6 separate regions of the Mus musculus genome follow, and all the other regions are linked to region 1. A link is a loop called in an ENCODE intact Hi-C map of the cell type or tissue named here. Cell type or tissue: heart. All regions are shown on one strand.

The links. A loop is a pair of places that touch in the nucleus more often than their neighbours do. Peaks named below come from ENCODE experiments on the same cell type or tissue, not always from the same donor. Only the 100,000 strongest peaks of a DNase experiment are listed, where the experiment ranks them.
Region 2: it touches region 1 in a loop (3-fold over the local background); 12 of 42 quality-filtered maps call a loop at or near these places.
Region 3: a loop joins it to region 1, with 4 times the contacts of the local background. A loop is called at or near these places in 9 of 42 quality-filtered maps.
Region 4: it touches region 1 in a loop (7-fold over the local background); 11 of 42 quality-filtered maps call a loop at or near these places.
Region 5: it touches region 1 in a loop (3-fold over the local background); 9 of 42 quality-filtered maps call a loop at or near these places.
Region 6: it touches region 1 in a loop (8-fold over the local background); 18 of 42 quality-filtered maps call a loop at or near these places.

What each region holds. Positions count from the first base shown.
Region 1 is chr5:45,276,825-45,281,824 of GRCm38, reverse strand. All of the region lies in intron 4 of D5Ertd615e (DNA segment, Chr 5, ERATO Doi 615, expressed), which reads left to right. Among named protein-coding and RNA genes, the nearest start is that of Gm46912, 120 kb to the right of the region's middle. In heart, a CTCF peak has its summit at 2,988 (motif pointing right); a DNase peak (open chromatin) is centred at 3,014; H3K4me3 peaks cover 951 bases; H3K27ac peaks cover 910 bases.
Region 2 is chr5:44,481,152-44,486,151 of GRCm38, reverse strand. The region is part of intron 5 of Ldb2 (LIM domain binding 2); the gene reads left to right. Among named protein-coding and RNA genes, the nearest start is that of Gm40297, 53 kb to the right of the region's middle. In heart, a CTCF peak has its summit at 2,528; no DNase peak of the experiment used is centred here.
Region 3 is chr5:44,277,109-44,282,108 of GRCm38, reverse strand. No RefSeq gene overlaps it. Among named protein-coding and RNA genes, the nearest start is that of Gm40296, 27 kb to the left of the region's middle. In heart, a CTCF peak has its summit at 2,245 (motif pointing right); no DNase peak of the experiment used is centred here.
Region 4 is chr5:44,474,079-44,479,078 of GRCm38, reverse strand. The region is part of intron 7 of Ldb2 (LIM domain binding 2); the gene reads left to right. Among named protein-coding and RNA genes, the nearest start is that of Gm40297, 46 kb to the right of the region's middle. In heart, a CTCF peak has its summit at 2,528 (motif pointing left); no DNase peak of the experiment used is centred here.
Region 5 is chr5:45,400,837-45,405,836 of GRCm38, reverse strand. All of the region lies in intron 1 of D5Ertd615e (DNA segment, Chr 5, ERATO Doi 615, expressed), which reads left to right. Among named protein-coding and RNA genes, the nearest start is that of D5Ertd615e, 21 kb to the left of the region's middle. In heart, a CTCF peak has its summit at 2,966 (motif pointing right); no DNase peak of the experiment used is centred here; H3K27me3 peaks cover 480 bases.
Region 6 is chr5:44,301,678-44,306,677 of GRCm38, reverse strand. It overlaps Gm40296 (a long non-coding RNA gene), which reads right to left and starts at 381. Exons shown (of 4, transcript XR_868403.3): 1 at 207-381. In heart, a CTCF peak has its summit at 2,293 (motif pointing left); no DNase peak of the experiment used is centred here; H3K27me3 peaks cover 857 bases.

The sequences.
Region 1 (5,000 bases):
TTTAGTCTAGAGTGCCATGTTTAAAATTTATAGAGACCCCAGGGCTCTCCTTAAGTGGTTTGGGGACAAAGTTTGAATGATTCATTTCTGCTTCTCTCCTGAAGAGGGTCCTGAGCTAAGAAGCACATTTTGAGGTACCTGAGAGATACAGGTCAGTAGGTAACAGCACAAACTGTGCTTGTAGAAGGCCAGAGTTGGATTCCCAGTTCCCATGCCAGGTGGTCTGTAATTCCATCTCAGGGGATCTGAAGCCTTCCTTGGCACTGCACTCACCTCCCCCTCCTCAGTACACATGCATAAATATTTTTAAAATAAAAGAACCAGACTATGGTTTGAACAATAGCAATTTGGCAATGCTGACTACCAAACCTAAATGAAACAAACCCCAGAACTCATGTTACAGAGAGAAACAGATAGAAATAGGACCTAATGCTGCAAACACTGAGGGAATCCCGATTTAGATGCATGGGTGTTCATCTTCTGTTGTCCCAGTATATCCACCTTGTATATTCATAGGGTGTTAGTGATAGGATCCCTGTGGATATTCATATCTGTAGATTGTGCAATGTTTGTCACCACCCACATCTTCCCATATATTTAAACTCACCTCTAAGTCACTTGTTACTCTTACTGTGTAACTACAGTGTAGTCGGTTTCTGCACTGTGTTGCTCAGGCAATAGTCACAATAAAAAAGAGTTCATTCATGTTCATTTCAGATCCAGTCATCCTCCCTGAGATTGTGATCCATACCAACTTGCATGTGTAGATGTAGGGTGTTGATCCTATGTATGCAGGAAGACACCAGTCATTTTTTAAATTAATTTATTTTTTACACTCCATATTTTTTTTTGTTTTGTTTTTTGTTTTTATTTATTTATTTATTTTTTTCCATTTTTTATTAGGTATTTAGCTCATTTACATTTCCAATGCTATACCAAAAGTCCCCCTTACCCACCCACCCCCACTCCCCTACCCACCCACTCCCCCCCTTTGGCCCTGGCGTCCCCCTGTACCGGGGCACACAAAGTCTGCGTGTCCAATGGGCCTCTCTTTCCAGTGATGGCCGACTAGGCCATCTTTTGATACATATGCAGCTAGAGTCAAGAGCTCAGGGGTACTGGTTAGTTCATAATGTTGTTCCACCTATAGGGTTGAAGATCCCTTTAGCTCCTTGGGTACACTCCATATTTTATCCCTCTCTCATTCACCCTCCAACTGTTCCACATCCCACACCTCCTCCCCACACCCTGTCTCCATGTGTATGCTCCCACCCCCACCCCACCTTACCTTTAAACTCCCTGGGACCTCCAGATTATTATTATTTTTTTGGGAGGGGGTTTCGAGACAGGGTTTCTCTGTGTAGCCCTGGCTGTCCTGGAACTCACTCTGGAGACCAGGCTGGCCTCGAACTCAGAAATCCGCCTGCCTCTGCCTCCCAAGTGCTGGGATTAAAGGCATGTGCCACCACTGCCCGGCAAGGGGCCTCCAGATTCTTGAGGGTTAAGTGCATCATCTCTGAATGAATACAGACCTGGAAGGCCTCTACTGTATGTGTGTTGGGGGCCTCATATCAGCTGTTGTATGCTGCCTGTTTGGTGGTCCAGTGTTTGAGAGATCTTGGGGGACCAAATTAATTGAGACTGCTGGTCCTCCTACAGGATCACCCTTCTCCTCAACTTCTTTCAGCCTTCCCTAATTCAATAATGGGGTCAGCTGCTTCTGTTCATTGGTTGGGTGCAAATATCTACATCTGACTCTTTCAGCTGCTTGTTGGGTCTTTCAGAGGGCAGTCATAATGGGTTCCTTTTTGTGAGCGCTCCATAGCCTCAGTAATAGTGTCAGGCTTTGGGACTTCCCCTTGAGCTGGATCCCACTTTGGGCCTGTCGCTGGACCTTCTTTTCCTCAGGCTCCTCTCCATGTCCATCCCTGTAATTCTTTCAGACAGGAACAATTATGGGTCAGAGGTGTGACTGTGGGATGGCAAACCCATCCCTCACTTTATGTCCTGTCTTCCTGCTGAAAGTGACACCAGTCATTTTTATCTTGTGTATTTATTTTGTTTGAAGACAGTCTCTACAAAGGACCCCTTGGAACACTAATATCTTCTTACTCTAGATACTGACTTTATTATGCCATTTGATGGCTGGTAAATTGAGACATTAATAAATAAAACTATGCAAATAAGTTTTACAATTTAGTCATTGCCTGACTATAGACAAGCAACTTCATGCCCATGAGCTCTAGTTTTCCTATTTGCAAAATAGGAACAATAATGTCTGCTCTGTGCTGTTATGAGGGTAGAAATCTAATCTAAATTGTCCCTTAACTCAAAGGCCAGCCCCTAAGAATAAGACTCTTGTCTGTGTTTACCAAATATAGTGTCCTCCTGACTCTTTGGCCAGGACTCAATTTCATGTTTCCTGGTCAGTTGTGAGTGTAGAAGGGAAAAGAGAGGATGTGCGTGTATTAGGAGTGTATGTGGCTGAAATTTGACTCTGTTAAAGCATGCTGTCTCCTAACAGCTCTTCTTTTGGGGTTTGGAGAAACAAAAGACTTCTTCTCTTGGTTAGGAAACCAAGATCTAGAAGCATGAAGTCTCTGGGAGCCATTTCTTCTATTCCTAAAATTGACTCTAATGTGCTCTGTGACCTATGGAACACACTTTTACCTGTCTGAATCTCTGCTTCCTATGACATAAGATAGGTCTGGGGACATTGCTTAGTGTTTAACTTCCTGGTGTGAGCTTTACCTACCTGGTGTGAGGTCTTAGTCTTGAATTTGATCAAATTACAAAAATAAAATAAGGTAAAATGAGGTGGCTAGTCCAGGTGGCATTAGCGACTCTTCAATCTTTGCAGTTTTAAAATTCTATCCAGATTTGGGAGTATAAAAACCTCGAAGTGTGTTTCTTTTCTGTAAAATGAAGGGGTGTGTGGTAGCAACGAAGAGGTCGATGATGGGACTGTTATTTTAAATTGGCCACTTGGGGTCGCTAGCGACTCGAGACTGGCTGATAAGGACAGCAGAATGCCTCAGGGAATGGATTCTGGGGGCGGTTGATGAAATTTTCTTTCTTGTCTCTCCCTTTGGTTCTAGAATTTGGCAGAAAACTTGATCGCATCATTAGTGTTGAACAGCTCTTAAGCACGTGGCAGAGGACTGTATAGAGCCTAGGCTGTGGCAAGGTAGCCATGCCCATCCCCAAAGAGAAGAGAAGAGAAGAGAAGAGAAGAGAAGAGAAGAGAAGAGAAGAGAAGAGAAGGGAACAGAAAGAAAATAAAAGGAAAGGAAAGGAAAGGAAAGGAAAGGAAAGGAAAGGAAAGGAAAGGAAAGGAAAGGAAAGGAAAGGAAAAACAGAAAAGAATTAGACAAATATCGGAGATGCAGCTGGTCCTGCCTTTTGATTACTCGGTGTGCCTTGACTTGAAAAACCGGTTCTGCAAGGTTAAACTGGGTGGCATAAAACCTGACTCCGAGGTAGTGTAGTTTGTCCCATAGAATTCGGAATCATCAAAGGCAGAGAGCATTGAATTCCCACGGAAGCCCGCTGAGTAGGGGGTTTTCCTGATGAGCTCTGCTGATGAGGAAAATGTAGCGGAGAAAGACGCAAAAGTCCCAGTGGAATCCAGTGAGGGATCACCTAGCAAGAAATAAACAAAAGAGGGCCAAGCGTCTTTGCACTTGGAGCTGACAAGCTCCGCATAATGTAACCCTGTCCAGAAGAGCAGTACCCTGCTCAGAGCATGAGAATAGCTTTCTGCAGTGCTGTGTAAACAGTCTTTTTCACTAGCCTTCCTGGCTGCTAAACTGGGAGAAGCTTAAGTGGAGGAGGAGGAGGAGGAGGAAAAGGAGGAGGAGTCATCGTCAGAAGGATCTTAATAGAGACAGATTTGGAACTCCCACTGTCCCCTTTCAGGTCTTGAATTACTGTTAATTTTGTTACACCCATCTCTCTTCTCCTAATACTTTTAGAGAATGACAATAAAGAGTCTGCAAAACGAGGGAAATCCACTTTGCCAGGCTGGTCAAAGAGACCCTATCTAGGGGCTGCTTCAGATGGAGGTCTTCTGCAACAGAAGTGAAATATCTATGCCCCAGGTGCCCTTCAGGGGTCATCTGCAGTACCCCTTTGCAGTTTGCTGTTGGGGAGCAGCTTACAGAAAAGGAAAGTGTTTGTGCCATTGTTTGGGGGCTTTCCTTGTTTGCCCCCTCCAAACCTCCAAGTCCAGTCCCTGGTAAACTGTTGGGGACTCTGGAGACTTCAGCGTCTTTTCAGTTTCTTCCTAAACTGTACATTCACACCCATACTGTTTATGTGCACGATCCCCTCTGGTATGTGTCCAGCACAGTTACAGAAACGTACTACGTCTGGGTGCACTCAGGACTTTCAAGGGGTTAACCTCTTTTTTTATATTGCTATCTTCTGTGAAATGGAATAATGCTGGTATTTCCCTAAGGGTGTGATGGGTAGGTTGTAGCAATGTTGAAGTGTAAGGTGATCCAGACTTAGTGACACTATGATAGGTACTATTCCTTGAACTTTGCAGTCCATGATGGTAGCATGTATAACGACAGAACATTCAAAATATAGCTACTGGTGCACTGAGAACAGACTGCCCCGAAAACACTATGGGACATCTCCAGCAATTTTTACACAGATCCTAAGTTTATGTTGTAATTGGTTGCAAATATGTGCTTGAATAAAGTGCCTTTTAAAAGTTAATCTTATGCTACTTTTTGAAAATATGGCTACTAGGCAATTATTATACAAATAATCATGATAGAATATTTTTTTTTACAAATGGCTTATATTTGTATCTCACACTTTATTTCTGCTTGATTTTGCTACCCTAGTCCCTCTAGGACTCATCTGTCTACTAAAATACTACCATTCAACACTACCAAGCTCATTTTGCAGAGCCAACATTACTTGGTAACAAAACAAGAAAGAAAGAAAGAGGAAAGAAAAAGAAAGAAAGAAAGAAAGAAAGAAAGAAA
Region 2 (5,000 bases), 800 kb after region 1:
ATAGAGATTAATAATAAGAGTCACAGAGGCAAACGAGACCCTTGCAGTGTCGAGATCCCAGATACAGGTGGGATTTGAGTTGGACCTTCGACAATATTAAAAGTTCAGAATGACATGAGTCGAGTGCAGTTTTCAGAGCAGAGCTAGGCTCAACAACAAATCCCTACTGGTCCACAGCAGTGATAGGGAAAGGGATGTTTTCATCACAAATCAACTGCGTCACTAGATGCCTTGTCTAGTTCATCTGACTTTTTTTTGTTTCTAAAAACAAATCGTTGTCAATGAAAGAAGCAATGAATTGAGTGGCTGTCTGCTTCTGCTTTTACACGGCCATGAGAGCATGACGAGTCATTTGCTGTCTTCCTCCTTAGACTAGCAGTGTTTGGAATAAGAGTCAACATACATTCCAGAAGGGCAAATAACAAATGGCTTTGGGTTTGTGCATCATAGGAATTTGGTCCACCTGTTCATCTTTGTTATTGTACATAAAAGGGGGTTTTGGAAGACAAGATGGCCAGATCTGGCACATAGAACATTGATTCTCAACATCCTGGTTTGATGGCTGGATGGAAGAGAGGAAGGGATATAAATAAGGGAAAAGGCCTAAGCAGAGATGTGAGCAAGGTGTCCACCTGAATCCTTGCAAAGTCCTGGATATAAAAAGTAGATAAGAGCTAGGGAGCTGGCTCAGTGGGTAACTCCCTTGCCATACAAATGGAAAGACTCGACTATGAATCCCTAGAATGCACATAGAAGTGCTCAATGTGGGGCCAGTGAGATAGGTCAATGATGGGTAAATTGCTTCCAACCAAGCCTAATCACCCAGAACATAGATAATAAAAGGATAAAACCAACAACAAGTTATCTTCTGACCTCAACACAAGTTCAGTGGCTCACAACACATAGACACACTAGTTAGTTAGTTAGTTAATTAATTAATTAATTAGAAGTCTAATGTTCTTATGTTGAAACTCGGGGAAGGGGCAAGCTCATAAATCAGCTGACATGGTATACTGGACAACCAATAACAGAGAGATCATGCTTCAAACAAAAATGGGAGGTGAGGACCTATATCTGAGGTTGTCTTCTGTCGCATCAATCCCAGAGAGAATACACCTGCACTCACTCATAGACATACAGACAGACAGACACACACACACACACACACTATATACATACATAGCCCAAAAGTAGATGTTAAAAAGAAGTGTAGATGATTCACAATGAGGTGTTATTCAAAAAGGATAGAATTTGATTGTTGGTGGCAGATGGGGATAACCACATGCCGACTTCAGGATACCAGCTTTACTGTAGCTCAAGGCTAACACCGACAAGTGCCACTTATTTGTTCAACTCTGTAGATGAACTGCAGCAGATGAGCCTGTATGTGCAGCTGAAGGTAATCAGAGTCCTCCTCCGAGAGAACTATCAGATGAAAGGGAAACAAAGAGAGGCAGCGTGCTGTCCACATTTTCTAGGCTCTCTGTTAATATGAAATTGCAGAAATCTTGAGACTTACCCAAGCCTCCCTGCCCAGTCAGCCCACACATATGCATTTGGGTCAAGCATTCTGCGCCGAAGAAGCAATCAGTCATTTATTGGATGGATAGATTGATCACTTCTAAGCCCACGGGACTGTGCCTGATTTGTCTGCTACTGACAAATGACTCCTTGCTGTTAATCTGGCTTCACTATCTGACCCATCCATCCACGCATCCGTTCATTCAGCAAATCCCCCTTGTCAGGATCCCAGGAAGTCAGACTAGAATGGTGCAGCGCAAGCCTAGCCTACACTCTCATTAAATCTGCACAGTGGCACCTTTTGAGGAAGAGACCTCACCTTCCCAAGGGACCTAACTGACCTGGGCAGCCCACACATGTTGAAATGTTTCATATTCAAGTGTAGTCAAGGCACAGGCTCCTCTTGGAACTTGATGACCCTACCCTTTCCACAGCTACCCGGATACCAGGTGATATTCTACAGTGCCACAGAAGGAGACAAAATTAAACTACAAACCTCCGTACATGCTGTTGCAGAGGTTGCAGATACTACCGACATACAGATTGCCACCTTTCTTTTCATGCACTGGGAACTTGGTGGCAGGCACAACTTTGCTATAAAATTGTTCTTCCAAGTCAATGGACTTGTATTATTATGTTGTGTGTGTGTATGTGTGTGTGTGTGTGTGTGCGCGCGCGTGCGCACACACACTTGCAGTATAGAAAAAAACAAGCCATTGAGGTCTGGCTTACAGTTATTATAAGAAAAAAGGAATGTTTACCTAGAGTCATATGAGACTGTGGTGGCTTGAACAACTTCCAAACCAGATTCTCAAGAGATTCTGAGACATCAGAAAGAGCAAGGATCGCCGCTCCAAGAGTTGGTTGGGACCAACAGAAACCTACTTCCCTAATCTTCCTGACTCTGTTGTAACAGTTGCAAGGCTTTGCTGTTTCCAGATTGTGATGCCTAGCTGCTCAGGAGACCAGCTCTTATCTGAGTTAGTTCTGCCACCTACAGCACACAGCCCAGCAAAACCAGCATAGGCTCCGCAGACAGGATAGCTCATTTGCATACATGAATAAAGGGGTGGGGCTGCGCATCTCCAGCCCGGGACCTCTCCAATGTTAAAAATGACTGTGAAGATTCTTGATTAGCATGCAAAGATGCAATCTCCTTTGGGATGGGTTACAATGATAGAAAGATATTTTCATATTAAAGTGGAAGAAAGAGATGGTAAGGATTAGCTTCGGAAAAAGAAATAGCTACCAATATCCAGAAAGGAGAGGCAATACTAAACACACACGCACGCACACACACACACACACACACACACACACAAAACAAAAAGCAAAAGAAAAAAAAATGAGTTCAAAGTTCTTGTGGTAAGTGTAGCTCCCCCAATCCATACCCTGCTTAATGTTGGTCACCCTTTCTGGGTTCAAGCAGGTCGTTTTTGTCATCCAGCCTGTCATGTAATGAAAAACAGTTTTGTCAAAAGAAGGTGATTTCCTGAGACACTTGAACTGTGAACCCAGGGTAGATTTCTTAATCTGTTTAAATCATTCCTAAGGGGACAGTATGTTCTTGGAGGGCAGAAGGGCATTCTCATATTTTGTGTCCCCAACAAAAGCCCAAGTCCTGAAAGCTGAGTGAATGTGTGTTGATGTCAAGAAATGAGGTTGTGGTGTTCACTGTGTGTGTTGTGCTTCCTAACAATCATGTCCTAATACTCGCCACACCGAGTGCTTGCGTGTGACACACCTTACCTCAGATTCTCACCATACAAGGTGGGTGGGTATCCACTTTCCAGATGAAATTGAAAACCCAGTGCTATCCAGCTGCATGTCCAAGGAGACACACCTGATGACAGTCACACTCCATCCTGAGACTCCCCAGCTGGTCCCAGTCACCTGTGTCTTTTACAGTCATCAGGATTGCATGTAGAAGAAACAGAAATGGACTGAAGAAAATAAAAGCTTTTGTGCAAGCTCTCTCTCTGTGTCCTGCAAGAGTGTGTGTGTGCATGTGTATGTGTGTGTGTGTGTATTTGTGTGTGTGTTCAAAAAAATGTTTCCCAGTCACTGGGATTTCTGAAAGTTTTTCTTGCCATAATATGACTGCAAACATCTCTGAGCTTCAGTGTGATCTGTCTCTGCCCTGTGCGGTGATTGGCTCTCAGGTCTGCCAGTAGAGACCATGGAGGCACTGTCCACAGCGTGCGCTCTGTGTATCCTTTGAGTCTTGGGAAAGGTTCCTTCTAGGGAAATGCCCACACATACAGCCCTCGCCACGTTGAAACACAGAATTAGCTTCAAGAGAATTCTGTCCTGTTTGTTGATTTCTTCTTCCTGGCATTTTAGATTTCAAAGGGGACATAAAATAAATAGGAAGGTCCTATAGATTGAAGAGCTAGCCAGTGATTGCAGGTTGTATTGCAGTATCTATAATGTTGGATTCCCATGGGCCAAGGAAGAAACCTGTCTCACTTCTGTGCTGGATGTTGTATATGTGTTACTCAGCCTTCAAAATCTTCCTTCTTCCAACAAAACTAAAAGAAGTTTACAAAAGACCCTTACTTAGGGTTAATGAATTTCACAAATCTGTCATTAACCAGTAAAATCTTTCTAGGTAACATTCATTGTGATCCTTCTTAGATCTGGGGAGGGAACTTGGGAAGGAGGAGGAAGTGAGAAAAAAACAGACAGAAACTGGAAACATGACAGAGTAGTGTTTTCCACTGGAACGTCCAGATTCTGTGAAGCAGAGGACCTGAAACTCCCATGGGAAATTATAGAGCCATATGAAGGTATGAGGGTTTTAAATGTGGATTAAGGGCAACATGTGCACAGTCCGTGAGAAGGGGCTGAGCACCCAAGTCTGTGTTTTCAGTAGTCAGACCTAATGGACACTCCTTAGACTACCCTTTGAGTCTGGAAAGGTCTTATAAGCACTATTCCTTAAATGCATCTGTTCACTGGGACACGGAGGCATTCCAAGACACTATGACCTCATGGAAAAGAGCCTTGGAAGCAGAGGACCGTGAAGGCTACATAAGTCTGTGAAGCAGAAAGTTCTAATTGCAAGAGGAACAGCACACTGCAGTTTACACAGGGAGATGTGTGGGGCATCCTTCGCTATGCCTTCAAGGATGGGGCAGGCATTAGCCATAAGGAGAAGATAACAAGCATCAAACAGAAAGTATCTAAGGGAGATGATGAAGGTAAGGGCTGATATAAAGGAAAAGGAAGAGTAAGGAAGTCAAACAGAAGCTAAAACTTAGGGACTGCACACATGTCTCTCCTAAGGCAACCACACATTTTACAGGGGCAGGCACATGCCAACATTCGCGTCACTGTCGCCCTCATGTGTGATGGATGGCTTGTTCCAAGTCGCAGACTTTGTGATCGTAGGTATTCTGATATGTGTGCACCCAAAGGAATCTAGAAAAGTCTAAGGTCACCCTAAATAATTTTGTCCTTTCATTTAATTCGATCTT
Region 3 (5,000 bases), 1.0 Mb after region 1:
CAGCACACACCTGACTCTCCACACCGTTATGTTCTCTCTGTATTTCTTCCTGTCCCACCCACTTTACTGAATTGTAACTCTTAGTTTGCAGAAGAAGCAATGGTCATGGAAAGGATGCATTGTTAAATAGTTTCCCATGAAAAGACTTGTTCAGTTAATGTCTTAGAATATGATCTTATTTGAGAAGGCAATGTAATCGAGTGCAGATTTGGTCATATTCAAGTAGAATGGGTTAATATCCAATCATACTGACGTCTTTATAAAAAGATGGAGAGATGGCTCAGTGGTGAAGAGCATGTACTGTTCTTCCATGTCCCCAGACACTCCTATAAGGAGACTAACACCTGTCTATAACTCCGGCTCCAGGGAGATCTGATACCGCTAACTTCCAAGGGCACCTGCCTTCCCGTACACAGACTCACACTGGGACACATATAGAATCTTAAAGTTTTTTAAAGAGTAAAAATTAGATGAGACCCCCTAATGCAGCAGAAACACCCAGAAACAAAAAGTAAATACCCAGCCTTGCCATGATGCAGGCAGACATCAGGGTGATAGAGAGATGCAACCATAAGCCAAATAACGCCTGAGGCCACTAAACCTGAGCAGAGGAAAGAAAAACACCTCCCTGGGTGCTTCAGAGAGTATGTGGCCATGAAGATGCCTTGATTTTAGATTGCTGGCCTCCAGACCTATGATAGACTAAATTTCTACTGCTTAAGGCCACTCAGATTGCAGAATTTATATAGCAGCCCTGAGGAAGTTAATGTAGGACGGATGGCAGAAGTCAAGAAACAAGACGGAAAGGACTGTGAGCATCCATAGGTAGAGACGGGGATAGTGCAGACTGTGGGGATGCTGGCGGGGGTGGGCACTATCAGTTTGATGGATACTTACAAGTTTGGATAAGGAAGGAAAGATGATTGCATATTTCTGGCCTGAAGAACTGAGTCAGTTACAGAAGTAAGAAACATCAAAGGGGGAGCAGTTTTAAAAGAAAACAGTACTCTAAGGTTAGGAACTTGCCTAAATAGAGAGGACCATTGCACAGCTGGGTATGTGAATTGGTGGATAAGAAGAACGGTGTAGCCTTGAAATACAGCTGGTCACTAATGCCTAGGGGAGAGAAGATATCATCAGCCTAGTTTCTGAGAAGAAAGAGGTGAGGACTCTCGATGTGTAAGCAAAGGGTAGATGGAATCAGGAAAGAGGGAATGGAAGGAGGACAGAGAGAGGAGGGAGGGGGAGGGGAGAGAGAGGGGGGAGGGAGGGGGAGGGGAGAGGGGGGAGGGAGGGGGAGGGGAAAGGGAGAGGGAGGGGAAAGGGAGAGGGAGGGGGAGGGGGAGGGAGAGGGAGAGGGAGAGGGAGAGAACATGTCCCAGGTAGTCCGAGATTGTGGTAGTTGTATCACATAGAAGTTGTATCACTTAGTCTGTTTAGATTCTGTCTCAAAGTGAGGCCTCAGACTTCAGTCCAAAGTTCCGTGGAAGCCCCTGTTCAGGCAAACTTCTGAAGGCTCTCTGCTATCATTAGGACCAGAAATCTAAGCATATTTCCATTCTTCATGTTTCAGCTAAGTTTCTCCTGTACCCCCCTCTCCCTCCCCCTCTCTCTTTATCTCTCCAGTGTATGTGCACATGAGTGTATGTTGTGCTGGTTTGGCACTGCCAATCTTTCTCACGGAAATCACCTCTCCTGACCAAAATGCTTCGTCCAGAAGTGTGCTATAGAGAGTTGAGGTGTGTGTGCCTTAGCAGTACACTCTCACTGCTGTGTTCAAATATCTAATACGAACAAGAAACAACTTAAGGGACAAGGTCCTATGTCAGTTAACAGTTCAAAGGGCTACAGCTCATCATAGAGGAGAAGGTGTGGAAAGAGGACAAGGAGAAGACAGTTACATTGTGTCTGCAGTCAGAAAAAAATAAAAGAGAAAACAGGGAGCCAAGCTAAGCAAAGAAACCTGATGGCTTAGCTACTACCAGTGTCCTACCTCCTCCAGCTAGACCCCACTTCAAGGCCCATCGTCAGCTAGGAACCAAGTATTCAAACACCTAAGCATTTAGGGAACATTGTGTTTTCAAACCACAACCGGACACAGTTGTGGTTCTGTTGTTTTGTAAGCATCTTAAAGAATATAATTAGGTTAGGAGGGCTGATTTATAATTTATTTTGTGATGTTAATTTTTATAATTATCACTCCTTGGTTATTTAAAAGTTTTACACTTTTTTTAAAGATTTATTTATTTAATATATATAAGTACACTGTAGCTGTCTTCAGACACTCCAGAAGAGGGAGCCAGATCTTGTTACAGATGGTTGTGAGCCACCATGTGGTTTTGAACTCAGGACCTCTGGAAGAACAGTCGGTGCTCTTAACCACTGAGCCATCTCTCCAGCCCCCAAGTTTTATACTTTTTAAAGTGCATTTTTTTCCATTTCAACTGCCTTGTTCAATGTCAAAATGTGTTCATTTCTGGAGGAAGGATGCCAGTTAATAGTTCTATTAAAAAATAAGAATATGGTACTGGGAAGAAAAACTTGAACTATACATGCCTAGATATTCAACATTGCAATATCAATCCTTCAATAAAAGATTTCAGAAATGTTCTAAGTTACTTTATGGTGAGATGTATAGCTTAGAGATGCAAAGAATAAATGTTTACATCGATTTATGTTGAATGTCACAGAATTTCATAGGAAGGAAAGACAGTTTGATATTTAAACAGGATCCTAGCAACAGCATCCGTGCAGAAACATATTGACTTTGTGCTCTTTGCACTCGAGAATAATATCAAATATTCTTCTCTATCAAATTACAGGAGCTTTAAAATGTCATTGTGCAGTCAATCAGAAGATTTTTTTATATAAAAGGTTTAACATCAGTCATTTATTTAAATATTCACTATAAGGATTAATTGCTCTGAATATATTTTATATTTGGAAAGTTTTATAAAAATTTATATTTTAAAATATATTTATTAATTCTTTGGGAAGTTCATAAAGATTATTTTGATTGTATTCACCCCCATGTCCTCCCTCTAACTCTTCACAGATCTACCCTCACCTCCCTCCCCCCCCCCCCCAATTTTATGTCCTCTTGTTTGGGGTTGGGCTGTTTTGTTTTGTTTTGTTTTGTTTTGTTTTGATAATGAGCCTGTAGCTCCTCAGTTAAGAGCAAGGACTCATGAACCCTTTTTTACTTCCTACTTACTTGCAAGCTAGACTACTGTTTGGCATGATTCAGTGCAGGTGGCTGTACACAGAGTGAGTACCACAGCCCTGGCAATACCCAGAAAGCAGGATTTTATTTTGTTCCAGTTCTCTTCCAATACTGGCTTCTACAGTCTTTTTCACTTGCTGTCTTCAGTGATAGTCCCTGCACCTTTGGTAGGGGCTGTGGTACTGATGTCTCACTGTGACTGAGCCTGCACCTTTAAGAGGAGCTATGATGCAGATGTCTTAATGTGTGGCTGAGCCTGAACCTTTAGGAGGGGTTGTGATACAGATGTCTTATTGAGATTGAGCACTTCTGCGCCCCAACCAGTGTGACTTTCTTCATCAGCCAGCATCCACTGCACAAAGAAACTTCTATGGTGAGGTCTGAGAGTTACGTGAATCTACAGGTAGAGAGATGTTCATTTAGGGTGCAATTTGATTCTATGTCCACTTAGTAGAATAATAATAGTAGGTTCCCTCTTGGGACCTGTAAGCTTCTCCACAATGCACCGTTGGGCTAGATTTGCAGTACCAGTCATGTCTCCTTCTGTTCATCTTCAATTCAGTTGAAAGCAATCTGTTTCCCCCATAACATCCACGTCACCATTATGCCAGTGGGAAAACTTTTATTTATACTATATTGAAAGACATCCCAATAATCAAGGTGTTTACAGTAGTTATAAGGCCAAAGAAAAAAGCATCATTAAAAAAAAATGTAGCCTTGTGTGCCTTGCTTTATCAAATACCCAACTTCTCTGGAGGAAAGTCTTATAATTCGCAATTTTAGACACATGGGCAAATTAGAATGTTTTGAGAATATAACTATAGTTCTATATTTTGGTTGTTCCAATATTTGTTCTTCAAATACACTGTCTAAAAAACTAAAACAAATATACTATAAAAGCACTAGTAAAGAGATTGGCTTGCTGCTAGATGCAGATAACCAGAGAGAAGTATTTTAGTCTTTCCAATGCTTATCTTCACTGTAATACTATGTTCAAGGGGTAATGGGAGGAGGAGTTTAGATTTGCTAAGCATTACAGTTTAAAGTAATATGTCTTCAACTTAATATCTGAAAATCTATATGCCTAAATAACCCAGAATCTAGTCTTCTCATCATTGGGTCTTAGATGTGGACCTGAATTAAAGGGGGGGGGGGAATGTGATTCAGAGGGCCATTACCTGTGTCTTGTGAATGGAGAGTGTCATAGGGAGTTCTGGGAGAGAGGAGAGAGGAAGAATAAGAAACCATCCTTACTACAGAAGCCAAACATCTCAGGGAGAAGCAAGGCAGACAATCAGGCTGTGGCTGGGATGGGAAAAGATGCATGTTGAAAACCAAGGGGTCCCAGTTGAAAAAAATCAACTGTGTCATTTACATTTGGTGATCTGAGAGACAATCGCCTTTCAGATGTCCTTCCACTGCCATGACGGAAATTATTTCTAAGTGCCTTGTTATAAAAGGCACCAACTCAAGACACCAGAGAACAAGGTGAGTATGAGTGTTTTGCCAGCATATTTGCATGTGTACTACAAGCCTGCCTGGTGCCCATAGGAGTCTGAAGAGGGGATCCTATCCTCTAGGACTGGAGATACAGATGAGCCACCATGTGATTGCTGAGAATTAGACCTGGGTCCTCTGCAAGAGCGACACATGCTCTTAACTGCTGAGGCATCCCTCCAACCCCAACACTATCATATTTTAATTTGTTGATTTTGCTGAATCGGCCTTGCTGATTAAAATCATAAACACTAAATATTTTTATTGCACTGGGCATGTT
Region 4 (5,000 bases), 800 kb after region 1:
GCTTTTAGGCCTGAAGCCTTGCCTTTCCTCTTCACCCAACTCAGGGGGACTGGGATTTCTCTCTGAACGAAAAGGATAGGTTCTGGGTAGTTTGGAGCTGGGAGGAGGGGGTGCGGTAAGGAAAGGGTAGGATGGGCCAAGAGGTAAGAACCCTGCCATGGTAACGTCCCCTGCAAACGAAGAATTAGGAGGGCATATTAAGAGTCCGTGCTGTGATGGGACCTGAATTAAAAAGCCATCAGAGTCACTGACAGGAGATATGGCACTCAAGGTTTAATTAAAGCATCACTTAGCAGCATGCCTCCTGGCATATTAAGGCCTCTCAGCGGCAGCCTTGGAGACCCAGTATGCCCCTGGAAACTGGTCTCCTGAGCTCTGGCCCCATACTGTAATTTGCCGAGGTCTTCCCAGCATGGGCCTCCCCTCTTATTTAAGAGCCAGGTAATTAGCTTGCAGCCACTAGAAGTATATATAGCTCTGTAAACTTTTGTCTGATACATCATTAGTCCATGAAGAGCCAGCCTCTGGTTTGATCCCACTTCTTTTTACCCTTGACCTCTTGCTTTTATTTCTGGACCTAGACAAAGGCTACTTGAGGGTAAGGGGGAGAAGCATGCTGTATATTTAAAACTGAGTGTTGAAGGTAGTGTCCGAAGAGAGTAGACTGCACGGCCTTCTTCACCAATGGTTGCTTCTTTTCAAACTGAACCATGGCCTTTTCTGCTTCCAAATTCTCACTGCAGGGTTAAACTGTCACTTTCAAATACTTCTGTCCTTACAAACACCTGCTGTCACCATCTGCCATGATTCCTTGTGGCTCCTCTGCCCATGCTCATGATTGTCACCAGGCATTTGACTCTGTTGAATCCTGACCCTTTCTTGACACTATGACTTCTAGACACTATGACCTCTCCCCTACTCTGTCTTCCTTGCCCTTTCCACCCTCTATCTTTTGTCCTCACCAACCTCTTTCTGATCCTACTTCACCTCTGTCCTCAAGAGTAAACTTTATCTGGAAACTCCCCACTTGCCAATGTGCCTCTCTAATCTGCCCTTCAGCCCATTTCTTATTGGTCAGTCTCTTTAGACTGAAGAAACCCAGTGCTCAAGGGTTCTCTGAGTCTATGGAATTCTTCCTGTCTTCCACAAATTGGGGCATGGTTTCCATTTTCCCTGTATTAGAGAAACAGGGATAGTAGAAATAATAGCCACCAGACATAAAGGGGATCATTTAAATTCTGAGACTGCTAGGAATTATTATCCTCATGTAATGCAACAAGTTTCCAAGCAGTCCTATTTCCTGAACAGACCTTTGTACTCATCATATTTGATGGTCAGAGAGGGAAGGTCAGAAGAGAGTACCTGATGTCAGCATTTATTTATTAAGGCACCAAAGAATTGTGTCCCTGCTTAAGCAAGAATGTGACTGGAGAATGGGAAAAGTGGCCCAGTCTAAAACAAATAAACAGAAAATGTCCATACAAGTAGCCCATGTATTCCTCTAGCCCTGGGTTTTGTTAGGTTCCTCGACCAAACAAGCAAAACGGATATCAGAGAATTCTGGAACCAGGGTATTACTCAAAAGTATGGATATTGAAGGAATTTAGGTCAGTTCCACTAGCTTTCTCTAAGCTCCTACTATGCTATGAAAAGCACTAGCAATTCTGAGATTTAAAATTATTTTAAAAACAAGGCCAGGAGGCTTTGTCATTAAGGAGCTCACTGACTAACTTGGGCATGACCGAGAAGTTTCCTCTTTGTTGCCAGATACACAGAGCATCGTGTTGAGAAGAATTCTTGACAGGTAGTGTTTGTAGGGCATCCATTAGTGATGTCTGCCAAGGGTTTAAAAGTTGAGAGTAAAAGAGTACCTCATATATTTTGGCACTCCTGGTCTGAGTGGAGTTATTTCAATTTTAAGAAACCTAGGTTTTCTATTCCGTAATCCTGCTTTCCTCTAAACCAATACGAGCTTTTGAGTAGAGGATTGCTGCATTGGGAAAATTTGCGTGAGTGTGGATTTTATGTGACCAAGGCAACACTAAATAGAAAGATGAATGCCGCTGTACCAAGCATCTTAAGGTATTTACATTAAATAGAACTTGCAGATGACCAAGAGAAGCAAGGAAGAGAAGCAAGCTATGAAAATGTACAGATTCTTAAGTGTCTTCAAGTTCAATGGAATTTAATAGTGACCACAGCTTTTTAACCATATTTTACTGAATCAGCATCATCTTATTGTTTGAATAGAAATAATCTGCAGGCATCAGACGCCTGCCCAATGACCATAGCCCTGGCCTGCATAGATTCTGCAACAACAGTGTATGTGTGCATACATGTGTATGTGAGTGTGTGTGTGTGTGTGTGTGTGTGTGTGTGTGTGTGTGTGTGTGGCCAGGAATAGGGTTTAATCCTTGGATTCTGCTTCTCACTTCATGAGCAGGGGCTAGGAGCCATCCCGAACTGCAGCCTCAACCCTGGGAGGGATGGAGACCTGTGTCATTCAACAGCAGTGACCCCTTCTGGCCAATTTAAGGAGAAGCATTGAGGGGCCCTGAAAGGAGTCACTTCCAGTCCTCCTCAGAGGTTGGTGGTCCTTGCACGGGGGATTAGTGAGAAGGTGTTAAGTGGGAAAAGGTACCTCGAAGCTCCCAGCTCAGGAGCAGAGGTCAGCTTCATGGGGAGCAAGGGTACGTGGGCTACTCTCAGATGCATTCCTGTGCCCCTAAGTGGGTCACAAAGGATGGAGATGGGAAGGAAATTCACTCCCACACTTAACTGGGATTTCCAGGACATGGGGGTGGGGATTTACATTTCACACCCCCTGGCTAGCAGCAGCCGGACTATACAACACATCTCTACTTAATTTTCCTTGAAGGTAACAAATAGAGATAGTCAGAGCAGAGCATCCCTGCCCTTTTGTAAAGGTATGAAAAGAACCAAATAGAAATGTTCATATAACTCTTTAAGTGGCCTTAAGTATTGACATGCACATAAAGTTTAAAATTCTTAGGGTTCTTATAGCTAGGCCCCTATCAATCAACTAATTCATGTGTCTGTGGTTATACACACACACACACACGCACACACATACAGAGAATTATGTTTCTAATTAAAATACTTTTAAAATAGCCAATAAAGCCAATATAGATAGCATCTCTCATAAACTTAGTAAAGATGCCTGGGTATCTTTTCCAGCAAATGCTAGTGTGGGGGTGTGGCAGAGCTGTCCTCCACACATCACAAGCCTCCACCAGAGCCCCACTAGAGTGATGCAAACCACTACATGCCTATTGTTTTTCTTGCATGAATGTTGTTTTCTAATGCAGAGAACACATCTGCAGTGCTGGGGACTTTCCTTCTCAAGTCACACTTAATTTGACTACTTGTGACATCTCTCCTCTGCTTTTCAAACCACCCTTCACTTCTTTACCCTCTTTCAGCTTCTCCCGATGGCCTTGGAATCACAGTACTAACACAGACCCACATGGTTTGTTGGATGGCCTGCTCCTGCCAGCTGACACTCAATGCATGTTCCCCCAAAGCCTCCCTAGCCAAGCGCATCCATTAACCGAATGCTGTGTGCAGCCAATCTTTCTTTCCCTACTCTTTCTACTTCCTTCTCTTCTTCGCCACAAGTAAAGCCTTTTAATTGCCTGTACCTAAGTGACACTTTTTATCCTCAAACTCCAGTGAGTGAGATGATGGCCTCTCGGCAAACTGAATAATGTTCACAAGTCTGTGTGGTGTCTACAGTCCATCTAAAATCACGTGGTCCCTCTTCCCCCTCAGAAAGACAGTCTATTTTTGCATCTCATCGTAAGAGTCCTCGTGAGGATTCTTACATGTCAGTGTCACTTCTGGCTCTTCGTTGCCTAGTAAGCACTTTCTTGGAAGCATCGGTTCAGTATCCGGCCATACTAGTACCGTTACTAGTCCATTTACTGCTGAGTTAGTGAAGCTCACATATTATACATTTACTCCATCTGCGCCATTTCTCCTTAAAACCAATTTTACCAGTTCATGAGAAGGACTAGTCAGAAAATATAGTGTGGATAGCTGTTTATCATCTCATCCAAATAAAGAAGGGGGCAGGGAAGGACTAATTGAAACGAAGTTTTTCCTCCCAGAATAGACCAGGTGGGAATTAATACAGGGTTTGTTCAATGGACTCCTTCAGAGTTCTAGTTTGTATTTAATTAGTATCCATGTTGCTCTCTTCTCCAGACAGTAGAAAAAGCTCCCCAGGGTTTTAAAAATGTCCAGTGGTCAAACATTTTACTGGAATAGGTCCCTGTGAAGGACTGCACACCTATCCCTCCTATGCAGCTGGGCTAGCAAGTCTTCCCCCCCCCCCCCGCCCCCGCGCCCCTCGCTTCCTAAATGGTTGCTGAGAACAATTTGCCCACTTCAGGCCCTGAACTACTCGGAAGAATCTATCTGATAGATAGCCTGTCCCACACCTGGGTCATCCCAGTATAATCCTCCCTTTGAACAGAGAAGCTGGAATTCTGTCTTGGGTGTCTATCCCTATCCCGACTCTGGGCCTGGGCTTTTCCAGCTGTGGCTTCTACTGGAGCTCCCGGCTACAGTAGGTGGCTTTCTTGTTTGCATGGAAGGACAATTTGTATTTAAAAGAGTGATTACTTGGATTCTTCTTGCTTGCCCCCACCCCTGATGACTACCAGCTCCGTTGGAGTAATTATAATTAGCTTGCTCTTCATCTTTCTTTTATGGTACCAGCTGGATGGCCTGGTTCTCTTTACTGCCCAGATTGGTAGCAGGGTTGGCTGTGTAGAGATAGGTGACAGGCACCATGAAATAACAGATGGTAAATTCAGGGCTTGTTGGCAATCAGCAGGTTTTTGCTAATGACTTAATTAGCTATGCAAATTGTCAAATCAGTGTGAACATTGTTTTTATCGAAAACTTTACCTAAATTAATTACCATAATTAAGTAGCAGAATGTCAAGGATATTGGCTGCATAAAAGGACCTGGC
Region 5 (5,000 bases), 120 kb before region 1:
CGGCAATTTATACCCAGAGGTTTAAGAGAAACCACATAAGTACAGTTCTCATTAGTTCAAGCTGTATACAACACAAGGACAAGCCACAGGCAGCAGGAGCCTGTTTGTGCATAGAGGCATATAAAGGATAGTTAGCATTTTAATTGATTAACAACAGCAAGCAATAGTGAGTAATCTGAAATAAGCTCACTCCTATCCGACTCACCAGGAGCAGCATGAAAACACATTCCAAGAACAAGTCTGTGCTTTGAAGAAACAGAGGTCACAAGACTCTTGTTTTCTTGGGATGTTCTCACCAGCACTCAAGATTCTTCTTCACACATGACTCCATTCCTAGATGGTGTTCTGATTTTTTTTTTTTTTTTTTTGAGAATGCTGAAACCTTTCAGGGTTAACTTTTGTTTTGTTTTCTGGTTAAGACATCCTTCCAGGTCAGATGTCATGAAATTATTAATACTTTCAACCATATTGGAACACATGTGTTCAACAAACAAGCATTCACATAAATAAGGTGAGTGCATTCTCTCTCTCTCTCTCTTGTGTGTGCAGCTTCTCAATTGTGTATGTTCGTATCTTTGCTCAAGTGAGTGGGCGGCCAGGCAAGTAGAAAGGAATGCATGAGAGGAGAAGAGAGCCTTTAAGGGAGCTGATGAGAAGGGTACTAGAACACATGCAGTTGGAGTGTAGAAAGGGAAGTCCTGGGAAGGGAAGTCTAAGCAGGGACCGGAGTATAGAAATGGAAGAATGGGTGGGAGGAGAGTCAACCAAAACTAAGTTCTTATGAAAATGCCATGAAAAATCAGTTACCTAGTAAGCTAATTGAAGAAAGAAAAAAAAGAAGAGAAGAGAAGAGAAGAGAAGAGAAGAGGATCTGGAGAGATCCTCAGTGGTCAACCATCTGATCCAGATATATATTCAGGTGTGCCCACAAACAAAAAATAAATACATCTTTTAAAAATAAATAATAATAATAATAATAAGGTCATGGGTGAGAAAGGTGAAGGGGTTTCTGCTTCCAGGGCATGCAGGGAACCTGCACTAGGTCTCTGCTCAGGTTTACTTTCAGTGGAAGCAGCAAGCAGTCTCTTCCACCTGTTGTTTCTGTTATGTGCATGTCCTGGGTGGCTTTTCCAGGGGAGTGGGCTGATGGGAGAATTGCTGTATGTGGCTAACTGATAAAGCCCCTGTGATGCTTTCTAAGTGGACATCAGAGCTCACCAACCCAGTGAGGAATGTGTTTCCCAGAATCCTTGGAGCAAGAAAGAGGTATATGTATGTGTCTGATTCTGCCATAGTGCTATGGCTTCTGCAATGCCAGTTCAGAGCCCAGGCACAGGGTACAAAGACACGATATTCCCACTCCATTCAAGTTTGTCTTGAGAAGTCTGAGTCTCAATGTGAGTGTCGCATTAATCACGGAGTCACGTGCACTGTAGTCGCCCTGGAGAGCTGCTCTTATGTGCGGAGGACTTTTCAATCATGAGAAATAAATTCATATTGAAACCTGAGAACTTTTGAATGTATGTTTGTGTAACACACACACACACACACACACACACACACACACACACACACACACACACACACGTTCAAGCCTTTTAAGCCAGTTGATCATAACCAGCTACTTTTAGAGAAGGTTTAAAATAAGCTTGGCAATCTACATGCTACTGATGATCTTTAGGTTGTACCAGATAGTACTGTCTTAAATGATGGATGATCAAGACTCAGATAAGAGATACGAGATATGAGGATGGAGAAAAGAGCAACATCACATTTAGGCAAGTGATATCAGAAGTGCTGTATAAAATAATGCCTGCTTATTTTTCAGGGTTTTGAATTAGTTATATTCGTGCATTCCAGATCCACAAATTCTGAACACTCTGCCTCTTTCAAAGTGATTGCCCTGAAGACCACCATTTTCAAAATGCCTCGAAGACTGCTCACGGCAAAACCCAGCTAAGTGTGTTAGCCCGCCCTCCTGCAAGCCGGGAATAAGTGCAAGATTCACTTTCACTTAATGTTAACATATTTGGGTCAACCAATACAGGTGGGAGACTAGTTCACGTCCATCCATTGTGCGTGGCTCTCGGGACGTTCACGTCAATCCATTGTGCGTGGCTCTCGGGACAAAGATGAATGAGGCTTGCTTCCTGCCCTTGAGGTGCTCACTGTCTGCGGGGAAAAGGACCACATAGACAAAATAAGTTAGCTCCGGGGATGAAAAAAGATGAAAGATGCAGAGTCCCGAGGAAGCAGAGATCTATCTTGATTTGGGTAAATAGGCACTCGAGCCTATTTACTATTACTTGAAGGACAACCAAGACCTTGAGAGTTTTCTGTGAGCTCTGAAAAGCAACTGGCCTTGTTTCTGAAACTTTAGGACATTGTGCTCCATGCCACAGATACACTAGCCTAGGAGGTGCATGAAATCTGGGCATTTCAAAACCCACATAATGAGAGGTCTGGACTAACAGGGAAATCTTCATAGTATTGTCTCTGAATGCAACATTTTGTTGATGTATTTTTTCTGAATTGCCCTTATTGAGTCATCGATCCCTCTGGCTTTCTGCACTATAACAAGAAATACTTCAGATTTAACTCTCCTGTAACACCATGGACTTGGCTCTTGGCAGTCTTCCTGATGTGGTGGTCCTTTCCAGATGTGCTTCTTAACGCGTGGACTTTGGAATCTCGTAATAATGGGTGCATGTAAGACAGGAGGCTGAAAACCAACCGTTTGCACCATACAAAGATCAGTTTCTTAAACTATGATTCCATGGAACAGTTTTGGAAATATTAGTAGGTGTACTATATGCTAGGAGGCTTATATGTGGTTCCCTGCCTCCCTCCACCCACCCCCAGATTGCTGTTCTTATTTATAATCTCTCAGCTGCATACTCACCTTTTCCTGAAGCATAAAGGAAACATAAAGTATTTCTCCTTTGCGGCAAACTCCAGCTTCGTCAGTAGAGGGCGCAGGAGGAACATTGCAGGAGAAAGGAGCGGCTCGCGGTGCTGTTACTTGACTCCAAGCGCTCAGCCCCACAGTGCTCTCAACTGTAGAGCTCAGCCCTCAGGCTCACTCTTTAGAGGGATTTTCTATTTACCTCAACACGGAGGATCAGGCTTTGTCTGGCATTTCAAGGATCTTCTGCAATCTGAAGAGCCCAACCCCGCATGTTTTAATCGTATCCGAATCCTTGCTTTGAGGAAGAATCCTACTTCCAAATTTGTCCTTCCTTGAGTACTTTCCCTTGGCCTTAGAGTAATATTTAGCATTCATTTTACATTCACTTTACATCGTTATAGTTACTCTCTTGCGGTTAATAAGCTTTAGTGTCAAACTTGCCCTGCTCTGGTTCCTATACAAATTTCGTCTCCTTAGATTCGTGACTCACACAGTCAGAATACAATAAATGACTCTCAAATACTTACCTTGGGGTCCATTTATATCCTTAAAGACCCCAAAGTGCTTCTGGTAGGTTGTATTTATTGATATTTGTTATACAGGGAAGTAGAAGTAAGACATTTGAAAGACGTTTTAAAGCTGATTCCTTAAAGGGGCGAAACCTATTACATTACAACATTGGGAAAAAAAAATCTACATTTTCAACACACAAGGCGTTAGTGAGAAGAGATGAGACAGTCATTTTTGCAAAGGTCTTTATACCTGATGAAGACCTTTGCACGGCTCTCATATCCTATTCCTCCTCTGCTGGGATAGGTCATGTAGCTCAGAAATCCCCAGCTCCTCCCAGATTCGTAGCGATAAATGGAGGAGGATGTTTATAACCCTTTAAGTAAGTGTGGGGTGCTTCTTTGATGCTGCATCAAACCTCAACTAGTGGTAGTTTTGTTCTGATTGTGGCCCCCTACCTCCCCTGACCCCCATTGTGTTTCAGGTCAAGCACAAGGCCACAGTGGTAGAATCTACCAGGTCAGTAGTGAGGCTTTATAGCCGAGAGACTGTCAACAGGAGATCCTTGTGCTGGAAGCTTGGTTTCCAGTGTGGGAATGTGGAAGATGGAGAGCTGTTCGCGAGGGCATGCTGCTGTCCTGGAGGGACTGCTCAAGATGAAAACTGAAGATGACCAGGAATCTCTCTGCATTCCTCTTTTGGGTTTTATCTTCATCGTTCATGTGTTCTGCCACCCACCTTGAGGAATTTGTCAGAGCAAGGTGGGATTGAGAAGATGTAGGAGCTGTGCCCTTGGGACCTCCCAGAGCTGTAAGTGAAACCAGACTCTTCTCTTTATGAAGTTGGTTTGCGGGTTGGAGAGCTGATCTAGTGGTTAAGAGCATCCACCGATCTTCTGAAGGTCCTGAGTTCAATTCCCAGCACCCAGATGGCAGCTCACAACTGTCCAGTGTCATCTTCTGGCAAGCAGATGTACATGCAGATGAGTACTCATATACATAAAATACATTAAAAATAAATAAAATAAAATACACTTTATTAAAAAGTAAAACCAGCTGGTACAAGCTATTTCCTTAAATAGAAAGTAGGCAAATACAGCAACCACTCTGAAACTAAAATCCATAGTCTGTTTGGTATTTTGACTCTGTTTTTGCCCATGAATGACTGTGATGCCATTTATTGGCCATTTGGAAAATACTGGTTCATTGAGTTGTTCAGATATTGCAATGCTGCTTTGTTTCTTTATACAACAAGCAAACTACTTTCCTTCATGTTACCACCGATATTATTTTCAAAACCAAGTATTAGGAGTTACTAAGTTTAGAGTGGCAGGCATATTTTTTTTCCAAACCATCTAAGAGTATGTAGTTTATCATTGGTAAGAAAACATTTTCCAAACAATTAATTTCAAGTAATCACAATTTATTTGTCAGTTGTCTTCTCAAACAGGAAGATAATTTTTAAAGGAAATGACTAATTTGTCTTGTCATCTAATGATTCCTGTGTTGTTCCTCAAGACAAATGAGTACTTTTTTTTTAAAGGGGGGGCATTGGTGAGATACAGGTATTTTTTCTTTAATAT
Region 6 (5,000 bases), 980 kb after region 1:
CTGAGATTAACTCTCTTGATTCAATACACACACACACACACACACACACACACACACACACACACACACGCCTGCATACCTATAGCTATACCTATAAGTATAGGTATATACCTATAAATATAGGTATATATATAGGTATAGGTATAGAGATTTCTATTCTGTCCTGACACTCTGGTCCAGCATGCCTCGGCGACCTGCCTCCTTACCTTAGACAGTGGTTCCACTTCCTTCAAAGAGGTGATGGTTAACCTTGATCTTCAATGTGATTTTATTGAGTAGCACAGTTGAAAACATCTCTGCTGTTGATAAGGAGGAGTGGAGTGGGATAAGAACATTTCCAAAGATGATTAGCCAAGGAAGGAGTGTCAGCCCTGAATGTTGATAGCACCATCCACTGGGCTGAAGGCCTAAATAGAATGAAAGAACAAGAAGGGCTGGGGCTCAGCGATAAAATGCCTGCCTGTGGTGTGTGAGATCTTGGGTTTGATCACCAGCACAGACAAAAAGGATAAGGTAGAAGAAGCCCACTAGCACCTTTCTGTTTTATCTCTCTCTCTCTGTCTCTCCCTCTACCACCCACCAATTTCCTCTCCCCTTTCTGACTACCATGAGCTGAACAGCTCTGCTTCTCCATAGTCTTCTACCATGATTCTCTTTCCCACCACAGCCCAAATCCAATGGAGCCAGATCACCATGGAGTGAGCTCTCTGAAACTTTGAGACAAAAATCTTTTCTCCTTTTAAATTGTTCTCTTGAGTATTGGTCACAGCAGATTGGTCACATCAATACAATAATGATGATGATCATAATATTTTTAAAAGAGAAAGCAAGAATCTAACAAGCTATGGCTCTAAGGAGAGACAAATGAAGAAATGTAACAGTGTCTGGCACATAGTATCCTAAAGAACAACCCACAAAGATTGTCTAAGTGCTATTCCAGGTTTCCTTCATCCTAGGAACTTCTTATGAACGAGCATTTGGATCTTTCTAGGGCTGGCAATAAAATTCTAAAGTAACACTCTGGTATTCTCCTCGGATAATTGTATCTTCTCTGACAAGGATTGTCAGCCAAAGGTACCCATTTTCCCTGGCTCTATGGACCCAAGGTGGGTCTGTAAGACTCTCCATCATTCCCCCAGCCACGTTATGCTTTCTGCTAGTACTGAAGCTATGCTGTGCTCATGCAATTGTTTTCTCAACAAAGACAATGGACAATGAATTTGTTGAAATCAGGAAAGTGATTTATCAGATCGTTATTGGTTACATTAAAAATTAACCTTTGTTGCTGCAACCGAAGACTCAACATATACATTATTAGAAGAAGATACTGTTACCAAATAATTAGCCTTGCCAGCATTTACTGACTCTGCATTGGCTGTGTGGTAACGTTTAGTATGTCTCTACAGTGGTGGGTGTCTTGACCCCATTTTGCAGATAAAACCCTAGTCACCTGCCATTGCACTTGTGACTTGCTTTGTAGCCTTCAACGTTTCTCTGAGTCTGTCTGTGTCTCTCTGTCCTGGTGTGTTGTGGGGTTGCTTATACCACTGACACACAGGAGACTTCAGGAAATCAAAAGGGATGCAGAAGAAAGCAGAGCACCTTAGGTGCCAAATGCCCTTTAAACCATATCTGACTTCCTGTGATCAAAATTGGCGTTTTCAATCATCGGTTTTTGATGGCTCCTTTAAACCATCTGCTGTTCTTCATGCGTGACAACATTAGATAGTGCAGGTTTCTGTGAAAAGTTCAGTGACTACAGACTTCCGGGTAACAAGTTGTTTGTTTGTTTGCTTGCTTGTTTGTTTGTTTGTTTGTTTGTTTTACCCTGCAAGAAACACAGTCCTTATATGGATATTCCCACTCCTTCGTTCCTGTGTTCTGTGATCGTGGCTTGTATTCTTGGCTTTCCTGACCAGTCTTAGACCCTTCTCCTCTCCTTCTCTTTATATCCCCCTATATTTTCCCACCTGGAAGTCCACAAGGACTAGCAAATGCCAGCAGTGACTCTACACAGTTTTATGAGTGCTTTTAGTAAATTAGGAATTAGAGCTGGCTTCCTGTGTTAGAACGGGGATTAGAAGGAAGGTTTTTCCAACGTCTCCTGAGGATTATACGAAAAGTAAGCAGGAATCATGAAGATTGGGAATGTTATTTCCAAATGCCAACATTTTTAATAGACAAACATTGCCTGCGATCCGGCTGCAGTATATTAGCAAAGAATAAAGAAAGCCATGAAAAGGTAAACACTGGTGGGCTCCTGGAATGGGTGAATATTCTTACTGGCTCACAGCGCCATCTTGTGGCCTGTTCTTAAACAGAGCCCGTTTTCATCGTAAATCAAGCCGACCTTCTGATCCTGGGCAGGTGAGCCCCCTTGGCAAAGTACAGGAGCTCCTGGCGTCCTGATCTTCCCTAAGCATGGCTGCCAGTCACCCCACTTGTTGGATAATTTTCTTCTCTTTGCTTTAAAACATTTATGATGTTTTCTTTCTTTCTTCTTAACTGGTTCTTTCTAGCTCCCATCACCAAATCTGCTTTATGTAACTCCTGAGGTGTGCTCCTTGCTTTATCATCCCATGCTTCCTGTTTCTTCTCCTCTCTACAGATTTTTATATTCCAGACTCTTCCACTTTCTTTGAGCATTGCACACCGGTGACGCATATGCAGACACTCAGGCATACATACATACACACACACACACACACACACACACACACACACATTAAAAAAAAAAAAAAAAACTGGCCATAATGGCACACACCTTTAATCACAACACCCAGGAAGCAGAAGTAGAAAGATCTCTGTGGGTATTGGACAAGCCTGGTTTATATGGCAAGTTCCTGGCTAGCAGGGCTATACCTTGAGATATTGTCTTTATATATATATATGTTATATTAAATGATTGGGCTGTTCTTGTTTTTCAGGTCTCTTCCTTGAATCTTTTGATTGAGTCTATTTTCTTACCTTTTGCTTGCTGGTTCACAGCAGTTTGTTGTGTATTATTAACATGCTGCTCACTGCGTTTTGAATTCCATTTTTAAAAGTCTATTGTTTTCGCTAACGCCTACTTTTATGATTCACAGTATGGTTTCTGATAATGAAAACAATCCTCCCTTTGCTTGTGGTCTGAGATAGCGTTCTTGCTCCACTTTTTGAATCGTATAAGCTCTTTCCCCAGTATCCACTTCTCAAGATCTGTCTGTACCCACTAGTGAGTCTTGCCGCTTCTGTCAGATATTGAGCCCCTTAGTGTACGTGAATTCTCTCTCATAACTCAAAACTTTGTTGCTATAGGTGAACAGTGCTGTGACAGCCTGGACTGAGTGTTCAGGGCTCCATAGAGACCCTTCGTATCTACTCAAGAATCCCCCTTATGTGCTGCTCTCTTTAAAAGTTAATTTAACTATCCATGGACTTTTAACATTAGCCACTAATTGGAAAATGTGTGTTAACTAGCAACAAATCATCTTGAACTTTTTTGAATCTGAATTAACTTACAAGTTTTATTAAGTTGAAGCCATTATAGTTTTTGCATTCGCCTCATGATAGCAATATCATATTCACATTTTCAAGTCTTTGTCTATTTCCTTCCTAAAGCTTTAGGGTGCTCTCTGTAAAGCTCTAATGTAGATAAGGGATACAGCTTAACACGTGTGAGGACCCAGGCTCCATCCTCAGGACCAGGTACAGAAGTTCTTACATGCCCTCTGTTTAAGTAGATCTTAAATATGACTTACTGTGACTAGGATGTTCTCCATCTTCCATTTTATGGTCAAGTTTATTATGACTGATATAAAGAAACACTTCAGATTGTATACAGCTTGTTAATATTGCTAAAGCTGGCGAGTAAGATTTTGTACAATTATTAAAACGTTTCATTAATTTCACTTTTTCTTTCCTTTTCAATCATAAAATTTAAACCTTTGTTTGTGGTTTCTTTTTAAAAGACAACCTCACTAGGTAGCCCAGGCTGGCCCTAGACTCAGTCATATAAGTGCTCAGGTTAGGACTATGCCACCACCAGGTATACAGCCTATTCCTTCTCTTAGAGAAGTACCAAGACTCCATATGACAGCAGCCCACATTGTCCAGTACAACCTCATCTTTATTAATTACATCTGCACTGTCCTGGTATCCAGCGAAAATCAAATTCAGAGAGATTAGAGTTAGCATTTGAAAACAAGGAACTGCTCATCTTCACCTCTGCCTCCACTCCTTCAAATCCAATTCTCCTGTCTCATCTATAGCTTGGCTGCAGACAGCCTGCTGCAGCCTCCCTCTCCCCTGCTCTTCTACCCTGTCTCCAGTATATCACACACACCTTCCCCTCCAAACTGCCTCACACCTAATGCTTTATCCCAACCCCCAACTCTAGCAGGTATTCCTTGGGAACCTGCAGGCCACTCAAGCCAGAGAAGCAGGCAGACTAACTACAGATCTTCACCAATCTCTCCCACCCCCTCTCTCTCTTCCTCTTCCTCCTCTCTTTCATTCCCAGCTCTCCAGTTTCACTCCATCTCTACAGCAAGCCTCCTGCTGCATCCTCCCTTCTACTCCACCCCGATATCCAATAGATCATGAAAATCTTCTCCACTAACTTTTTTCTCCACTGGTCCTGCTATCTCGGCCCCCAACACCAGCAGGCGTTGTCTGGGATCCTGCCTGCCAAGTCTAACAGAGAAGCAAGAAAGTCATCAAATCAGGTGGGCAGGCTTAAGTTCTTCACTCTCCCTCCTCCCCTCCACATCCAATGCCCAGTCTCATCCCCAGCACCCGATGTGGCATCTCCTTACTCTTTGCCCGGGTTCCCATGGAACCAAACAGAATCTGGTAGAACTTCCTGCTTTCTTCCCTCCTGTGGACCCCCTAAGGCACAACCCCAGCCTGTTCCCTTCTATAAGGGTCCACTAAAAACACATTTTACCCAGAACTCCAAGTGACAACACCTCCTCTGAAGATTTCCTACCAGGCAATAAATACACACACACCACACTCGC